2 separate regions of the Homo sapiens genome follow, and region 1 is linked to region 2. A link is an interaction called in ENCODE POLR2A ChIA-PET data of the cell type or tissue named here. Cell type or tissue: OCI-LY7. All regions are shown on one strand. Each heading gives the region's core, and the rest is flanking DNA. Links, peaks and the distances in the headings are about the cores only.

Region 1 (9,537 bases), core at 600-8,599, 180 kb before region 2:
ATACACAAAACCGTTAAAATCCTTGCTTTTGATTCCTTGCAATATATACGTAGAAATGAAATTGCTGGATCATATGGCGGTTTGGTTTAAATTTTTAAGGACTCATCAAACTGTTTTCCAGAGAGACCCACCAGCAATGCATGAGGGTTCCAATTCGTCCACATTCTTGCCACCACTTGTTATTTCCTATTTTCGTTCCATTTTAAGGCCAAGTAATCTTCCATTGAAGAGTATATACCGTGTTTTGTGTACCTGTTCATCTATTGATGAACATGAGTTGTTTCTGCCTTTTGGCTGTTGTGAACAATGCTAATGCTTCAATGACCATTGGTGTTTGTGTCCCTGTGTTTAATTCTTTGGGGTATACACCTAGGAGTAGAATTGCTGGGTCATATGGTAAGTCTATGTTTAACTTTTTGTTTTGTTCTGTTTTGTTTTTGAGACAGAGTCTCGCTCTGTCGCCCAGGCTGGAGTGCAGTGGTATGATCTCGGCTCACTGCAACCTCTGCCTCCCAGGTTCAAGCGATTCTCCTGCTTCAGCCTCTCGAGTAGCTGGGATTACAGGCACCCACCACCACGCCCAGCTAACTTTTGTAAATTTAGTAGAGACGGGGTTTCACCATATTGGCCAGGCTGGTCTCAAACTCCTGACCTCAAGTGATCCACCCGCCTCGGCCTCCCAAAGTGTTGGGATTACAGGCATTAGCCACTGCGCCTGGCCTGGTTGGATTGTTTTCTAGAGACACCAGCAGTTATTTCTTTGACTTCGGTTTGATTAACTGATGACTAGAAGAGGTGATAAAATTACTGTACTTAGAAAATATTATATGAAATATATCTATATAGGAGGGCTGGGTGCGGTGGTTCACACCTGTAATCCCAGCACTTTGGGAGGCTGAGGTGGGCAATCACTTGAGGTCAGGAATTCAAATCTCTACTAAAAATACAAAAATTAGCCAGACGTGATGACGGGAGCCTGTAATCCCAGCTACTCAGGAGGCTGAGGCAAGAGAATAGCTTGAACCCAGGAAGCGGAGGTTGCAGTGAACGGAGATCGTGCCATTGCACTCTAGCCTGGGTGACAAGAGTGAAATTCTGTCTCAAAATAAAATAAAATAAAAATAAAAACAAAGCTTAGCTAGGCATGGTGGCGGATGCCTGTAGTACCAGCTATTTGGGAGGCTGAGGCAGGAGAATTGCCTGAACCCGGGAGGCAGAGGTTGCGGTGAGCAGAGATCGCGCCAATGCACTCCAGGCTGGGTGACAAGAGCGAAATTCCATCTCAAAGAAAATAAAATAGGCTGGGCACAGTGGCTTACACCTGTAATCCTAACATTTTGGGAGGCCGAGGCGGGCAGATTGCCTGATCTCAGGAGTTCGAGACCAGCCTGGGCAACATGGTGAAACCCTGTTTCTACTAAAATAAAAAAATAAAAAAATAAAATTAGCCAGGCATGGTGGCGTGCGCCTGTAGTCCCACCTACTCGGGAGGCTGAGGCAGGAGAATTGCTTGAACCAGGAGGCAGAGGTTGCAGTGAGCCGAGATCGTGCCACTGCACTCCAGCCTGGCAACAGAGTGAGACTCCGTCTCAAAAAAAAAAATAAATAAATAAAATAAAATAAAAATAAAAACAAAAATTAGCTGGCCAGGCACGGTGGCTCACACCTGTAATCCCAACACTTTGGGGGGCCAAGGCGGGCAGATCACCTGAGGTCAGGAGTTTGAGACCAACCTGGCCAACATGGAGGAACCCTGTCTCTACCAAAAATACAAAAATTGGCCAGGCGTGGTGGCATGCGCCTGTAGTCCCAGCTACTCAGGAGGCTGAGGCAGGAGAATCGCTTGGACCCGGGAGGTGGAGGTTGCAGTGAGCCGAGGTCGCGCCACTGCACTCCAGCCTGGGTGACAGAGGGAGACTCCGTCTCAAAAAAAAAAAAAAAAAAATTAGCTAAGCGTGGTGACAGACGCCTGCAGTCCCAACTACTTGGGAGGCTGAGGCAGGATAATTGCCTGAACCCAGAAGGCGGAGGTTGCAGTGAGCCGAGATCACGCCACTGCACTCCATCCAGCCTGGGCAACAGAGCGAGACTCCATCTCAAAAAAAAAAAAAAAAAATATATATATATATATAGAGAGAGAGAGAGAGTAGAATATTAAAGTATAAGAAAAAAACATAAAATATTTTATGTATTGCTAGTTTCATATAGACTACAAATGTCCTTGAATCAATTAATGCATTCCTTTTATAAAGATTTATATAATGCTATAAAATCCATGATTTATATTTACTTGGCTTGTCCTAGGCTGGGACAGCCTGAGATATTTTGTACGTGGACTCTGCCAACTCATTTGTGTTTATTTCTCAGAAAGACAGTTCCAGAACACAAGCTGATTATCTGAAAGCCTGCTGGATAAAGTAAAATATTTAAAAGCAAACAATGTTTATAGTTGCTCTGATTCAGCACAATTTAGATTCTGTTTTGGCAAAGAAAACTTAACGTTCTGCTACTTCTCAGCCACCATCAATAGGGAGAGCTTCAAGCCCCTTATCCAAGTGACCATCCTTGCAAAGGCAGCCTCTGGAGACAGTGGCTGGCAGCCAGCGTGGACAGGCCTCTCAGGCTGCATCGTGCCTTTATGTCACTTTGGCACATTTGTTTGCAAAATCAGGGCTGACTTGTGTTGTTTTAATTTGAAGCGAAATGAAGGGATAAGAATTCAACTAGAGACTTAAAAAGGAAATAAATTCTGAGCATGAGCTACAACATGGGTGAACCTTGAGGACATCATGCTAAGTGAATAAGCCAGTCACAAAAGGAAAATACTGTATGGTTCTACTTACATGAGGGCCCTAGAGTAGTCAAATTCATAAAGACAGAAGGCAGAATGACAGTTGCTAGGGGGTGGGGGAAGGGAAAATGGGGAGTTAGTGTTTCATGGGGACAGAGTTTCAGTTGAGGAAGACAAAAAAGTTCTGAGATGGATGGTGGTGACGGTTGCCCAACAATGTGAATGTACTTAGTGCCACCGGACTCTTCACTTAAAGTGGTAAATTTTATGTTATGTGTATATATATATACACACACACACACACATATATATATATACGTATATATATGTATATGTATGTGTGTGTGTATATATATATATATATATATATATATATTTTTTTTTTTTTTTTTTGAGATGGAGTCTCACTCTGTCGCCCAGGCTGGAGTGCATTGGCGCCATCTCTGCTCACTGCAAGCTCCGCCTCGCGGGTTCACGCCATTCTCCTGCCTCAGCCTCTCCGAGTAGCTGGGACTACAGGTGCCTGCCACCACGCCCGGCTAATTTTTTTGTATTTTCAGTAGAGACGGGGTTTCACCTTGGTCTCGATCTCCTGACCTCGTGATCCGCCCACCTCAGCCTCCTAAAGTGCTGGGATTACAAGCGTGAGCCACCGCGCCCGGCCATTATGTATATTTTACCACAATAAAACATTCAGATAGAGAATCCACTCCAAAGCTGCAGAAGGCCTTGGCTTGTAAAACAGAAATCTGCTAGCCAAGCATGGTGGTATATACCTGTAGTCCTAGCCACTTGGGAAGCTGAGATGGGAGAATCGCTTGAACCCAAGAGTTCAAGGTTTCAGTGAGCTAGGATTGTGCCACTGCACTCCAGCCTGGGCAACAGAGGGAGACCCTGTCTCTAAAACAGCAACAACAAAAACAACCAGAAATCTGTTTAGTCTTCCTTTAATGAACACTGACCCTTTTAAAAAAATCAACTTAAAATGTAGTGAGGTGGGCAGGGCACAGTGGCTCACGTCTGTAATCCTAGCACTTAGGGAGGCTCAGGCTGGGGGATCACTTGAGGTTAGGAGTTTAAGACAAGCCTGGCCAACATGGTGAAACCCCTTCTTTACAAAAACACAAAAATTAGTTGGGCATGGTGGTACATGCCTGTAGTCCCAGCTACTCAGGAGGCTGAGGCAGGAGAATTGCTTGAACCCAGGAGGTGGAGGTTGCAGTGAGCTGAGATCATGCCACTGCACTCCAGCCTGGGCAACAAAGTGAGACTTGGTCTCAAAAAAAAAAAAAAAAAGTGGTGAGGTGGAGACTTAGAAATTAAAAAAAAAAAATCCTTCCAGATTAAAGTTCTAAGTCAGACTCGGTGTCAGATGCAGTGGGCGCAGGGGGTCAGTATCCAGGGCCATCATTCTGCCACGTACACAATGTGGCCAGGCTGATGACAGGCTCAGCCTGCCTTTGTACACTTGTCCCTTTCAATTTAACAAATGGCTGTAAGCACCTACTCTAGGCCAGCACTAGGGAGACAGAAAATACTTGTGACCCAGTCCTGTCCTAGGAGCAGCCATCCTGGTGGGGAAGCCCCCATGTGTTTCTGTAGAACCTTTCAGCCCAGTACATAGCATACCTGATGGAGTGGGGGCGGGGCTCTGCCAGGGCATCTCCTCCTGAGGGTGTGTGGGTCACTGCCTGCAAAGACTGTGACCCAAGGATGCGTGGTTCACCTGGGAGTTGGCAGGAACGGCAAGCACAAGAGTGGTCCAGGCAGAGTATGTGCAGGGCATGAAGGCAGGAAACTCCCAAAAACTCTCCACAGCCCATGTGGCTGCAGGGAGAGGCAAACCTAGACCACAGAGGCCCACATGGCTTTAGCGTGTCCTGGTGTCATAGAATACTCTGCTTGTATGGTAGGCTCTTGTCATTTGTAGGCTGAAGCAGTCTTAGTTTGGCCTGTTCTCTGGTGACCCTGAAGGTCCAGGACAGTGTTACTTGGTCATTCTGCTAAGGCATAGAGTTGGGCTTTTCTTGGCTGAGAGCGGGAGAACTTTGTTGTTGCCATTGTTTGCTTACCTCACTACGTGGCATTCTCCCGTTGGCAGTGTTTGTGTGTTTATGTTTTGGCAAAGCTCTCTCTAAACACAGCCCTGGTAAAGTAAACTCCATAAGGCTGGGCACAGTGGCTCACACCTATCATCCCAGCATTTTGGGAGGCCAAGGTGGGTGGATTGCTTGAAGCCAGGAGTTCGAGACCAGCCTGGGCAACATAGGGAGACCCTATCTTTACAAAAAATACAGAAATTAGCTGGGACTCACACCTGTGGTCCCAGCTACTGGGGAGGCTGAGGTGGGAGGATCATTTGAGCTTGGGAGGCAGAGGTTGCAGTGAGCCGAGATCATGCCACTGCACTCCAGTCTGGGCAACAGAGAGAGACCCTGTGTCAAAAACAACAACAACAACAACAACTCCATAAGCCAGATGATCCTCTGTGTCATCTGCAGTGCCTGGAACATGCCTGTCACACAGTAGGTTCTCAATAAATGTTTGCTGAGTGTACTTTTTTTTTTTGCAACCCTATTAACTGAAGAATGAATTATTGAATCATTTGCCAGAGTTCTACTGCATTTGGTTCTGTATTCTTCTCTATTGGAGTGTAGCCCGTGGGCAGGGACAGTGTCTCTTTAGTAGGAGCCAAGAATTAAATGAATCCTGTTAAATTACCATGTTACTTATAAGCAAATGCAGGTTCAGGGCTGATGCAGAAACAGAATTTTTGCTAATGTGATTTTGGCTATATGTTTTTTACATTCATTTACATACCAAAATTCGGGTAATATCTACTTTTTAATTCTAAATTTATTCAGTTATTTAGTTTATTTACTTAGTTTTTCTAAAGTTTCAACTAATTAAAATTTCCTAGCTTTATTTTATGATTTTGATCAGAATTTGTATATTATTCCTACCTATTCAAACTGTGTATAAAACCGTATAAAACAGCTTTTCACATGAAGAAATATGATGTCTATTTTAATGCCTCTTTTGTTTTTTGTATAATATAGGTACAGGGGGAATGAAACTAATAATTATTCAGTGGCCAGTAAATACTAGGCTTGAGCTGGGCACTTTTACATATGCAATCTCATTTCATTTAAGCCTCACAAAGTCATGTGAAGATGATCTATGTTTTGGAGACAAGAAAACTGAGCTCACAGAGGTTGAAGAACTTGCTCCAAGATAAAGTCCTGATTCAAACCCTGTTCTGACTGTTTTCAAAATGTATGTTTTTTTGGTATTTCTATAGCACTCAGTAATGGTTATTGGACTGTAAGCAACAGAAATTGTGCATTTAAGGTATGAGGACACTCTGGGCACAGTGGCTCCTGCCTGTAGTCCCAACTACTCAGGAGGCTGAGGCAGGAAGATTACCTGACTCCTGGAGTTTAGGGCTGTAGTGAGCCATGACTGTACCACTGCATTCCAGCCTGGGCAACAGAGCAAGATCCCATCTCTAAATAAATTAACAAAAATTTAAATATAAAGCAACTATTATCAATATGTTAAAGGTTACAACAGACATAATGAATGAAAAGATTAGTTATTGCTGGAGAGAAATGGAAACTTAAAAGTAGCCAGGCTGGGCATGGTGGCTCACACCTATAATCCCAGCAGTTTGGGAGGTCAACATAGGAGGATCACTTGAGGCCAGAAGTTCAAAACCAGCCTGGCCAACATGGTGAAACCCCATCTTTATTAATAATACAAAAATTAGCTGGGCATGGTGGCATGCACTTGTAATCCCAGCTACTTGGGAGGCTGAGGCAGGAGAATCACTTGACCCTGGGAGGTGAAGGTTGCAGTGAGCCAACATTGCGCCACCACACTCCAGCCTGGACGACAGAGTGAGACTCCATCTCAAAAAAAAAAAAAAAAGAAAGAAAAGAAATACCTGAGACTGGGTATTTTATTGAGAAAAGAGGTTTAATTTCTCACAGTTCTGTAGGCTGTACAAGCATGGCACCAGCATCTATCTTATCAGCTTCTGGGGAGGCCTCGGGGAGCTTTCACTCATGATGGAAGGTGAAGCAGGAGCAGGCACATCATCACATGGTGAAGGCAGGAGCAAGACAGTGTAGGGGGAAGGTGCCACACGCTTAAACAACCAATCTTATGATAACTCACTCACCATTGCAAGGACAGCACCAAGCCATGAGGGATCTGCCCCATGACCCAAACCCCTCCACCAGGCCCCACCTCCAACATTAGGGATTACATTTCAACATGAGATTTGAGTGGCGACAAATATCCAAACTATATATCATATGCCCTTAGGGAATTGCAAATTAAAACAAAAATGAGATACTATTACACATCTATTAGAATGGCCAAAATCTAAAACACTGACAATATCAAATGCTGACAAGGATGTTGAGCAACAGGAACTCTCATTCATTGCTCAGGGGAAGGGCAAATGGTACAGACACTTTGGAAGACAATTTGGCAGTTTCTTACAAAAATTAAATATACTCCTACCATATGAACCAGCAATTTGCTTTGTGGTTATTTAACCAAATGAACTGAAAATATGTCCACAAAAAACCTGCACACAGATGCTTATACCAGCTTTATTCATGATTGTCAAAACTTGGAAGCCACCAAGATGTCCTTCAGCAGGTGAATGGATAAACTGTAGTACATTCAGACAATGGAATAGCATTCAGCACTAAAAAATGAACTATCAAGACATGAAAAGACATGGAGGACCCATAAACGCGTATCACTAAGTGAAAGATGCCAATCTGAAAAGGCTACATACTGTGTGATTCCAAATACTGTACATAACAGTCTGGAAAAGCAAAAATACGGAGAAGTCCAGGTTGCCAAGGATTAGGAGAGAGTGATGAATAGGCAGAGCACAGAGATTTTGGGGGCAGTGACAACCACTCTGTATGATACTACAAAAGTGGATACATATCGTTATACTTTTGTCCAAACCCATATAATGTATGGCACCAAGAGTGAACCCTAATGTAAATTATGAACTTTTGGGGGTAATGATGAATCAGTGAAAGTTCATTGATTGTAACAAATCTATCACTCTAGTGGAGATGCTGATCCTTGTTTATGCATGTGTGGGGGCAGGGAATGAATGGGAACTCTGTACTTTCTGCTCAATTTTGCTATGAACTTAAAACTGCTCAAAACAATGTTCTGGGCTGGCCACCATGGCTCACACCTGTAATCTCAGCACTTTGGGAGGCCAAGGCACTTTGCATCACTTTACTCAGGAGTTTGAGACCAGCCTGAGCAACACAGTGAAACTTCATCTCTATCAAAATTTTTAAAAAACCCAATGTTCTGGAATTAGTGATAACAACTAATTTGATGTCATGGCACTATGAATGTACTAAAACCTACTGAATTGTACATTTTAAAAGGGTGGCTTTTATGGTATGTCAATTATATCTCAATAAAGCTGTTATTAAAAAGACACTATTTCACAAGATTATTGTGTGGATTAAACAAGATCATGTGGCATTTTGTATATGTCTGTTATAATACTTGGTAAATACTGTTTTGTAAATACTTGTTGCCTTCTACCCATAGACATTAACAGCTGCAGAGCCTGGCCTGGGCTGTCTTTTCAACTTTAGTTTTATTTTTATATTTTACTTTTTAGAGACAGGGTTTCACTCTGTTGTCCAGGCTGGAGTGCAGTGGCACGATCATGGGTCACTGCAGACTTGACCTGTTGGGCTCAAGCAATCCTCCTGCCTTGGCCTCCTAAGTAAGCTGGGAGTACAAGCACCCACACCACCACTGGCTAAGCTTTGTATCCTCAGTGTTTAGCTTAATACCTGGCATTTGGTGCTTAAGGAAGGAATTGCAGGTGAGAGACAAAGTAGAGAGAAGGACCACAGATGACTCCAAGGCTTCTAATCTGGACTAACAGATGAGTGGTGGCTGACACAGACTTTAAAATGATAAGCTGGTTTTGTTTGCTTGTTTGTATATTTGGTAAAGTACATTGTAGTTTAAATGAGTTGTATTTGAACAGTGTGTGGAAATGCCCGGTTTAATCTATCCAAATTTTAAGTAAAGATACAAGTCCCAAATTCAAAAAGGAGGTGAGGGCTGGGTGTGGTGGCTCACACCTGTAATCCCAGCACTTTGGGAGGCCAAAGCGGGTGGATTATCTGAGGTCAGGAGTTAGAAACCAGCCTGGCCAACATGGTGAAACCCCATCTCTACTAAAAAAAAAAAATACAAAATTAGCTGGGCGTGGTGGCACATGCCTGTAATCCCAGCTATTTGGGAGGCTGAGGCAGGAGAATTGCTTGATCCTGGGAGGCGGAGTTTGCAGTGACCCGAGATTGTGCCATTGCACTCCAGCCTGAGCAACAAGAGTGAAACTCCATCTTAAAACAAACAAACAAACAAAAAAAAAAAAACGAGAGAGAAAGACGTGAGGGGTAAAGCTTGAAAATGTGTCATCAGTCACCAGTGGTCTGTGGGCAAAATCCATCCTGCTAATGGGTTTCATTTGGCCAGAACAATCTTTTAAATAAGTTGCCAACAGTTGAAAATTAGAAGATTCTCAAAAATATCAAGAATTTTAACTTCTGCCAAAAGGTCAGATATCTGGCAACGCTAATCTCGTGTTCCCTAAAGGCAATGACCAGCTGCCCCGAAGTGAGCTTAGTTGGCTCCTTTCATCTTAGATGGGAGTTGAAGCGAAGATTCTGGAG
Region 2 (9,537 bases), core at 803-8,802:
TTTTCTTTTTTTTTTTAGAGACAGGGTCTCGCTCTGTCACCCAAGCTGGAGTGCAGTGGTGTGATGATAGCTCACTGCAGCCTCAAACTCCTGGGCTCAAGTGATCCTCCTGTCTCAGCCTCCCAAAGTGTTGGGATTACAGGCATGAACCACCGTGCCTGGCTTCTTCCCTGTTTTCTAAGATGACACAAGCCAGGCCCTGTTTGTGGTCTCAGAGGTAAGTGTTATTTCCATTTTAGGCCATACCAACCCCAGTCAGGAAAGGCCAAGCCAGTCTCTTAGGAGCTGGGGTGGGCTCCTCACGGTACAGGCACCAGGATGGACAGATTTTCAATGCTCAGGGAACTACAGGCGTCTAATGTTTGGAGTAGTGTGGAGGAAGGGGGTGTGACACATGTGACTGTCTGCGGTCCACAGTATTGCTTGGCCTTGACGGTGGGCTCCCACCTGTGTCAGCATCAGGAAGCCTGGGGGTCTGTGTGGCCCCCTGGTGTTCTGCTGCCCAACCTCAGTCCCCATCCCCGTCCCCAGGGGAGTCCCACTCCCTCCTCTTCCTCTCCACCCAGCTCCAGGGGCACTTGAGTCAGGCCCGGCCAGGCTGAGTGCAGCCTCCTCTGCAACTAGTTCAGGAAGGGCAAGGGACCCAGTGGGAGCCACTGGAGTTAACCCAAGACTTGGACTCAAAACTTGCAGGGAAGAGAAATGCCCTCCATGCTTCTGGCTTGGGAGTTGAGAGGACCAGGCCTGGAGCCACTGGTGACCATCTTGCCACTATGAGGGGAGTGCCTGCTGTGAAGTGAATCACTGTAGAGCAACGCAGGGCCAGGGGTCCAGACAGCTGCGCTGCTGACACTTCAGCTGTGCCTGAAGCTTGTGTGGACTTTTTAAGTTATGTGAACCAATACATTCTCTTTTAACTTAAGCCGGTTTGGGCTGAATGATCTGACACTGGGAGACAAACGATGTCCTAACTGATACAGCTGTTTAAAAACAAAACCAGGCTTATGACCCCACCCCCACCACCCCAGAGAATCACATGCAGAGATCCGGGGTGGGCCTGGGCATCCATGTTTTTCTTTTTTCTTTAGGGGGGCAGGGCCCCACTCTGTCACCTAGGCTGGAGTGCACTGGCACAATCTTGGCTCACTGCAGCCTCTACCTCCCAGGCTCAAGTGATCCTTCTGCCTCAGCCCCCACTCCCCCTCCGAGTAGCTGGGACTATAGGCATGTGCCACCACACTGGGCTAATTTGTTTGTATTTTTGGTAGAGACCAGCTTTTGCCATGTTGCCAGGCTGGTTTCGAACCCCTGAGCTCAAGCAGTCTACCCGCCTCAGCCTCTCAAAGTGCTGGGATCACAGGCGTGAGCTACCACATCCAGCCTGCATCCATGCTTTTAAAGGTGACCCTGGCCACCTGGCAAGTTTGGGAACATCTCAGTGTATCCTGACCTCCTGATGGCTCTACACACCCCAGATTCTCTAGGCCCAGGTTCTTAGGATGATGGGGCTGGGGAAAAGGGCCCCAGCCCAGCCTGAGCACCTGGTGGGAGTGGGCTCTGTTTGGAGGCTGGTGGTAGCATGGATGCAGACAGGCCCTTGAGAGCAGGGCTGAGCACAGCCGGAGGGACTGTGAGCCTGGCAGGAAGACTGGGCGCACAGGGGACAAACCTTCATCCAGGGCTCTGCTTCCAGAGCTGCTGTCTGACTGCCAGGCTCCCTCTGGAGTGGGGTCTGGGTCTCTGGTCCCAGCATCTTCAGGTTCATTACTCTTGTCTCCTGGCTCTGGGTTGGCTAGCTGCGGGGTTGGGAGCTGGGAATCCTCTGACCTGCAGCCGTGGGAGAGACACAGGCATTGAGGAGGAGAGTACAGGACTCTTCCATTCCCCACTGTACATGGGCAAGCTGTCTATGAACACCCATTGTCACCCTGGCAGAGTCAGCTTCCCACAGTCCAGGAGGAAGTGCTAGATACTCAGATTCCCAGCATCCCTTGCAGCTAGGGCACAGGCATGGAACCCAGTTTTAGCCAATGGGACTCAAGGCAAAATCTTCTGCAACGGATTTTCATCCTTATAAAAAAAAACCTCTAGGAAAAGAAATGCCCCTTCCTTCCTGCCTTTAGACATTGTCATGTGAGAATGTGATGTTTGGAGCTGCAGCAGCCATCTTGTGACATGAAAAAATGTCTGAGAGAATTACTGAATAGCTGAACAAAAGCCTTAATGTCTTTTAGCTGTTGAGTTCATCAGCCCTAGGGCCACCCATCTCTGTACTTCTTATTATAGGGGAATTTTAAAAAAAGTTTTCATTGTTTCAGCTACTTTTTGTTTGTTTGTTTGTTTTTAAGAGATAGGGTCTCTATGTCACCCAGGCTGGAGTGCTGTGGCATGATCTTGGCTCACTGCAGCCAAACCTCCCGGGCTCAAGCGATCCTCCCACTTCAGCCCCACAATTAGCTGGGACTACAGGTATGCGCCACCACACCCAGCTAATTTTTGTATTTTTTTGTGGGGACAGGGTTTTGCCATGTTGCTTCCGCTGGTCTCGAACTCCTGAGCTCAGGCAATCTGCCTGCCTCGGCCTCACAAAGTGTTGGGATTACAGCCATGAGCCACTGCACCTAGCCTACTTTTTTTTTTTTTAATTTTTTAAATAGAGACAGAATCCTGTAATCCTAGCACTATGAGAGGCAGAGGCGGGTGGATGACCTGAGGTCAGGAGTTCGAGACCAGCCTGGCCAACATGGTGAAACCCTGTCTCCACTAAAAATATAAAAATTAGCTGGGTGTGGTGGCACACACCTGTAATCCCAGCTACTTGGGAGGCTGAGGCAGGAGAATCGCTTGAACCTGGGAGCCCAGGAGGTGGAGGCTGCAGTGAGCCGAGATCTACCACTGCACTCCAGCCTGGGCAACAGAGCCAGACTCCATCTCAAAAAAAAAACCAAAAAACAAAAAACAACAGAATCTCACTGTGTTGCCCAGGCTGTTCTCAAACTCCTGGTCTTAAGAGATCCTCCAGCGCCTTGGCCTCCAAAAGCACTGGGATTTCAGATGTGAGTCACCACACCCAACTAGTTTAAATTGCATTTCTGTTCCTTGCCCCCGAAAGCCTTTAATTGAAACATCTCCCTTCTCTGGGCTTTGGGGAACCTACATTACACCCCACCAATCACTTTTCTTGATATTTTAAGGGCCTGACCTTTTGAATATTCATTTTCCATTTCCCTGCAGTTACAAGATAGGGGAGAAAGAAAAATCTATCATAACATGCAAATATTCACTAATAAATGGGCCACTTATTAAACTGGCCACTTTATACTAGCATCTGTCCCTCATCCATCTCGTCGTAACAACCCGATAGAACCCAATATGAAGCAAAACCACATCTTGGAAAAGGGGAGGCCGAGTGGTGTTGGTCAGGGGGACACGGGAGAACTCGAATCGCAGGCAGAGCCACTGATGCGGGGCTGTGGCAGGGCTGGACTGGAATACAACCGAGGAAGTGAAAACCAGCAGGATGAGCACCAGCCAGGAGCATCAGGAGAGTGCTCTGCTGCACGAAGAAAACCTTTAAAAAAGCCAATGAGGCTGGGCACAGTGGCTCACGCCTGTAATCCTAGCACTTTGGGAGGCCAAGGCGGGTGGATCACGAGGTCAAGAGATTGAGACCAGCCTGGCCAACATGGTGAAACCCCATCTCTACTAAAAATAGAAACATTAGCTGGGTGTGGTGGCACGTGCCTGTAATCCCAGCTACTCGGGAGGCCAAGGCAGGAGAATCGCTTGAACCTGGGAGGCGGAGGTTGCAGTGAGCTGAGATCATGCCATTGCACTCCAGCCTCACGACAGATCAAGACTCTGTCTCAAAAGAAAAGAAAAAAAAAAGAAAAAAGAAAAGCCAACAAAGGCCTGAGATATTTTTGCAAAAGGGACCCTCCTCATGGTAAAGCTGCAAAAAGAAAACTTCCAAAAACAAAAAAACAAAACCCATAAAGGTAAGCGTGCACCACTGTGTTCTCACAGTTTTGTTGGAAAAATCACTCCAAAAGGAATAAAAGTCCTAAGTCATTCTGTGTTTGGTCTAAGAATGAGAGCACTGTACTCCAGTCATGGAGATTATTTTTTTTAAGAATGAAATGGCTAGACTGGGCACGGTGGTTCACACCTGTAATCCCAGCACTTTGGGAGGCCGAGGCAGATGGATCACTTGAGGTCAGGAGTTAGAGACCAGCCTGGCCAACATGGTGACACCACATCTCTACTAAAAATACAAAAATTAGCTGGGTGTGGTGGCGGGCACCTGTAATCCCAGCTACTCAGGAGGCTGTGGCGGGAGAATAGCTTGAACCCAGGAGGTGGCGGTTGCCGTAACCTAGATCGCACCACTGTACTGCAGCCTGGGTGAAAAGGTGAGGCTCCATCTCAAAAAAGAAAAAAAAAAAAAAGAATGAAATGGCTGAAAATATTACCTGGTCTTATTAAATAGTATGACAACTCATTTTCATACATTGTAGCTTTATTTTTCAATCTCCAAAGAGTCCCCATTTTATTTTTATTTTATTATTTATTTACTGAGATTGAGTCCTGCTCTGTCACTCAGGGTGGAGTGCAGTGGCGCGATCTCAGCTCACTGCAACTTCCACCTCCTGGGTTCAAGCGATTGTCATGTCTCAGCCTCCCAAGTAGCTGGGACTACAGGCGCCCGCCACCATGCCCGGCTAACTTTTGTATTTTTAGTAGAGTCGAGGTTTCCATGTTGCCCAGGCTGGTCTCGAACTCTTGACCTGAGGTGATCCGCCCGCCTCGGCCCCAGAAAGTGCTGAGATTACAGGCGTGGACCACCGCACCCGCCCTGAGTCCCCATTTTACATGTTTTACATGGACTCGCTGAGTGGACTTCCTATGACCAAATATTATTGGAACACAAAGACCCCTGCTCGGGAGGTGCCATTCGGAGCCATGGCCCCTTGCTGAGCCTCTCACTGCGCAGGTGGAAGCCCTGCAGCACCCAGGAGGGGCAGGCAGGGAGCCTCCCGCGGCTGATCCGCGTGACTGGGGTGAGCCCCCGCGGAGAGTCTGGGCAGGTGAGGGGCGCGGGCTCCCGGCCCGGGCTCCGTCAGGTGGACTTGGCACTTGGAGGGCCCGCGAGCCCAAGAGGGGAGCCAGCCGGCAGCGCGCACAGCCCAAACGGGGCACGGGCGCCGGGGCCCCCTGCAGCGCCTCCCCATGGCCAGCTCCCCGCCGGCACCTCGGCTGCGAGCACCGCCGCCGCCCGCGGGGCCTCCCCGTGCTCATCAGCATAACCCCACCCTGGCCACCGTGAGTGGCCCAGGGCTGCACGGGTAGCCAATGAAACACAAGGAGCGTCTGCAGGCGTCTGCAGGCGTTTCCGGCGTTTCGCTGACTGCCTGAGGGCGCGGAGCATGATGACCGACGAAGCGGGAAGTTGTGCCTCTGAGGGGGCCGTCCGGAGATGCTTGGGGGCTGCAGATAGAGCCCAAAGATGACGGCAAAAGAAACAGGACCCTTAGTAACATCAGTTGAGCTGCTGGATCAGGCTTTGCCTAAAGCCAGGGCTAACCCTGGAATTTCGTGTTTTTTGAGCCCATGACTCTGATTCATAAAATCCTGCATTCAGGGTCCCCCAGTGCAAGCCGAGAATGGGCACGTTGCTTAGCAGCAACCAGTGTGAAAACCCCCGGGTGGGGATTCTTGCTTCAATGTGAGACCGCGTGACTACAGCTTAGGTCATAATAGTTGAGATCTCACTGGGGAGGTGCCAGTATCTCCCTACTCCACAGGCTCCAGACTACAGCCTGGAGAAGAAAAGACACAAGGGAATAAGGTCACTGTCTCCAAGACTCAAGGGTAGAGGCAGGTACCTGGTTATATGGCCCCATAGGGAGGTGTTTAACTGGGGTGAGACAGCAAAGATGGGAGTTGGTAATCAAAGGGAGGCGATTTTAGCTCACTGGGAGGAACAACTTTCTCGCAGGAACTGCTGATGAAGAATGATGGATGTGCTGTGGAAGGCAGTGAGCTTCTTGGCAGAGGAGGTATGTCAGCAGGTAAGGGACTTCAGCGGCTGGAATTGTGAATACAGTTGGAGGTTGAATTAGACATTAATATTGAAATCTTTCCACTATGAGATGCTGCTGCTTCTTCTATTCCCTAAATCATTTAAGGGTTTCAACAAGCAAAATGAGATGGAGGGACAGCTTTTACCCCCAGGGGCCTGTTTAAATGTTTCCTGGCACAGGCTGCCTGGGGTGGACTGGATCCCCACACTCCACCTCCTAGCACTTGCATGTGTCTTAGAAAGCCTGCTCCAGGCACAGCTTCCTGCACGGACAGCAACGACAATACCAACTAAACCCTTCAGAATGTTCTGAAAGCTGTTCTCAATATTTCAAACATCTTCCTCATGAAAACCCTATAACAGGTAAGGTCATTATCTCCATTTACAGAGGAGGAAACCAAAGCACTAAGAGCTGGAGGAAGCTGCTGGAGCCGCACCGCGGGAGAGGTGGGGTCTGCACTCAGGCGGGAGGCTCCAGGCCCACATGCCAGGCACAAGGGAAGCTTGGAAGGCAGGCTCTGGAATGACCCGGCCCAGCTGCCGTTGTCAGTGGGTAACTCCAGGTCACAGGCAGTGAAGCTGGGAAGAGAACAGAGCCATCTGGAGAGCAGGACAGATGAGGACACTCTTTGGAATTTTCCAAGAAGTAAAATGTGGCTACAGAGAAATGGAACAAGTGCTTCCTCAGGGAGCCCTGGGGTGTGCTACTGTTGTCTAGTGACCAGTATTCAACTGCTTCTCCCATTGCCCCTCTCTCTGCTGGATTATTCAGCAGATCAGCCACCCCTCATCACACTCACATGCTATAATAGCTCCACCTTCAAACAAGCAAATACACAAAACATCCTCTGACCATATGACTTTCCCAGCTACCACCCTTACTCTGCCCTACTTGACAGAAAACTTGAAAGCACTGTGCCTACTACACATGCTGCCCCAATCATGTCTTGGTCCCCGTCACATCACCCACGGCACTGGGCTGCCAAGCCCAATGGCCAGTTCTCAGCACGCATTTGACTTGGCCTAAAGAGAAAGGATTGGACATCAGATTCCTCCCTCGCTTACACACTCTTCCCGTGGCTTCCGGGAGACTGCTCTCCTCTGGGATTCCTCCTGCCTCCCTGGCACTCTTCGCCATTTTGCCTCTCCGTCCCGACCCCTAATGCCGGTGAGCCCTGGGATGCCCTCTGAGGACCTCTTCTCTCCTCAGTGTGCACTCGCTCTAGGAGGAGTCTCAGCCAACGCCATGGCTTTGCGTGCCCATGACTTCCTACTTCTTATCTCCAGCTCTGGCCTCTCTCTTGAACCTCGGGCTCAGATCCAGTTCCTGACAAGCGCCCGAACTTAACTGTGGCACCTCTATTTGGATGTCCCACAGGCTTCTCACAGCCTCTCATGCCACCTGGACTTGTCCTGGTCTTCCTCCATCTGCTCCTCCCTCCCTCAGTGAAGTGTGCCATCACCCACTTGACCACCCAAAGAGTGGCCGCTGGGTTTGGCTCCAGCAAGTAGTGCCCAGAAAATCCTCCTGGTTCTTCGTTCTCCCACCCCAACAAAAATGTCACTTTCTCAGAACTCACCTCTCCCTCTGCTATGGTTTGAATGTGTCCCCCAAAGTTCACGTGTTGGAAACCTAATCCCCAATGCAACAGTGTAGAGAGGTGGGGCCTTGAAGAGGTGATCAGGCCATGAGAGCTCTGCCCTCACGAGTGGATCCACACCATTACTGCAGGAGTGGGCTCCAGATACAGGAATGCGTTTGTCTCCCTCTCTCCCTCTTTTGTTCTTCTACCTTCTTCCCTGGAACGGTGCACCAAGAAGCCTATGGCCAGATGTGACATGCCCTTTACTTCCCAGCCTCCAGAACCCTTAGCTAAATTTCTGTTTTTCTTTTTCTTTTTTTTTTTCTTTTTTTTTGCGACGGAGTCTTGCTCTGTCACCCAGGCTGGAGTGCAGTGGTGCAATCTCGGCTCACTGCAACCTCTGCCTCTCAGGTTCAAGTGATTCTCCTGCCTCAGCCTCCCGAGTAGTTGGGACTACAGGTGTGTGCAACCATGCCTGGCTAATTTTGTATTTTTAGTAGAGAAAGGGTTTTACCATGTTGGCCAGGCGGGTCTTGAACTCCTGGCCTCAAGTGATCTGCCTGACTCGGCTTTCCAAAGGTGCTGGGATTACAGGTGTGAGCCACTAGACCCAGCCCCAAATTTCTTTTCTTTATAAATTACCCAGTCTGTGGTATTCTGTTACAGCAGAACAAATAAATATGAATAAGACACCTCTCCTGGCTCCTAGAGCCCTCGTGTGGTGTGTTATGGTGTTTCTCTCTCACCAGACTGGGATTTCCTTGAGGACAGTTAGCACAGGGACTGAGTGGCCCAATGAAGGTTTGTCAAATGAATGAATGGGATTTAGGGGTGGAAGTGCAAGGAAAGGCCAGGCCAGGGACAAGACCAGAGCCTGGGTAAGCATCCAGTTTACTCCTATCACCTATTCACCTGCTCTTGGATTGTTCCAGAAAGGACAGAGAAGGAAGAGCACTAGATCTGGAGCCACAAGACATGGGTTGAGTCCTACCATTCCCAGTTCCTATCAGCTTTGTCCTGTGGAATGGGGCTAAGCCCTCTGTGCACCTCAGAGAGGGGTGGACCCTACGTGATAGGATAATGCAGATTCCTAAGCTGCAGACATTTTTGGTCATTTGTCCTTTTATTTACTAATACATATTTTATGTAGTGGTAAATATTATAACCAATAATGAAAACCCAGCATCTCTTGCCATAAATAGTAACCATTGTTAAATTTAAGAATCAAGAGGTGGCCAGGCGCGGTGGCTCACGCCTGTAATCCCAGCACTTTGGGAGGCCGAGGCGGGTGGATCATGAGGTCAGGAGGTCGAGACCATCCTGGCTAACATGGTGAAACCTCGTCTCTACTAAAAATACAAAACCAAAATTAGCCAGGCATGGTGGCGGGCGCCTGTAGTCCCAGCTACTCGGGAGGCTGAGGCAGGAGAATGCCGTGAACCCAGGAGGCAGAGCTTGCAGTGAGCCAAGATCGCACCACTGCGCTCTAGCCTGCACTCTAGCCTGGGTGACTGAGCAAGACTCAAGACTCTGTCTCAAAAAAAAAAAAAAAAAGAAGCAAGAGGCCATTAGCCTGAGGCTGTCTCTGTACTTTGAGTGATGATCTGAAGCCGAACTTAGTATGTGAAGAAATCAAACTCTAATTTAGAAGCATATATTTGTAACAAATAGCAGGCTGAGCTCCCCAAACCTCTGCTGTCCCTGACAGCTGCCCAATTCATGACTTGTTCTTTACTCAGATAAACTCTGTTAAATTTAATATGTCTAAAGTTTTCCTTTTAACACCCTAAAAATACATAAAGCAAGAATGAAACACAGTTAGTCAGTTCTAGCTAGATCTTATTTTCTGTCTGCCTCTGAACCCGAGGCTGT

The links. Peaks named below come from ENCODE experiments on the same cell type or tissue, not always from the same donor. Only the 100,000 strongest peaks of a DNase experiment are listed, where the experiment ranks them.
Region 1: POLR2A ChIA-PET joins it to region 2 with 5 read pairs; 5 of 35 experiments call an interaction of 5 or more read pairs at or near these places.

What each region holds. Positions count from the first base shown.
Region 1 is chr3:129,200,612-129,210,148 of GRCh38, reverse strand. No RefSeq gene overlaps it. Among named protein-coding and RNA genes, the nearest start is that of CNBP, 21 kb to the right of the region's middle. In OCI-LY7, for the core only: no CTCF peak of the experiment used is centred there; no DNase peak of the experiment used is centred there.
Region 2 is chr3:129,022,993-129,032,529 of GRCh38, reverse strand. EFCC1 (EF-hand and coiled-coil domain containing 1) reads right to left here. Exons shown (of 8, transcript NM_001377500.1): 3 at 1,670-1,827. It also overlaps a transcript of CFAP92 not described here. Among named protein-coding and RNA genes, the nearest start is that of EFCC1, 26 kb to the right of the region's middle. RefSeq lists a silencer at 4,965-5,454. In OCI-LY7, for the core only: CTCF peaks have their summits at 5,031, 5,231, 8,163 and 8,380; DNase peaks (open chromatin) are centred at 5,329 and 8,389; H3K4me3 peaks cover 1,736 bases; H3K27ac peaks cover 2,087 bases.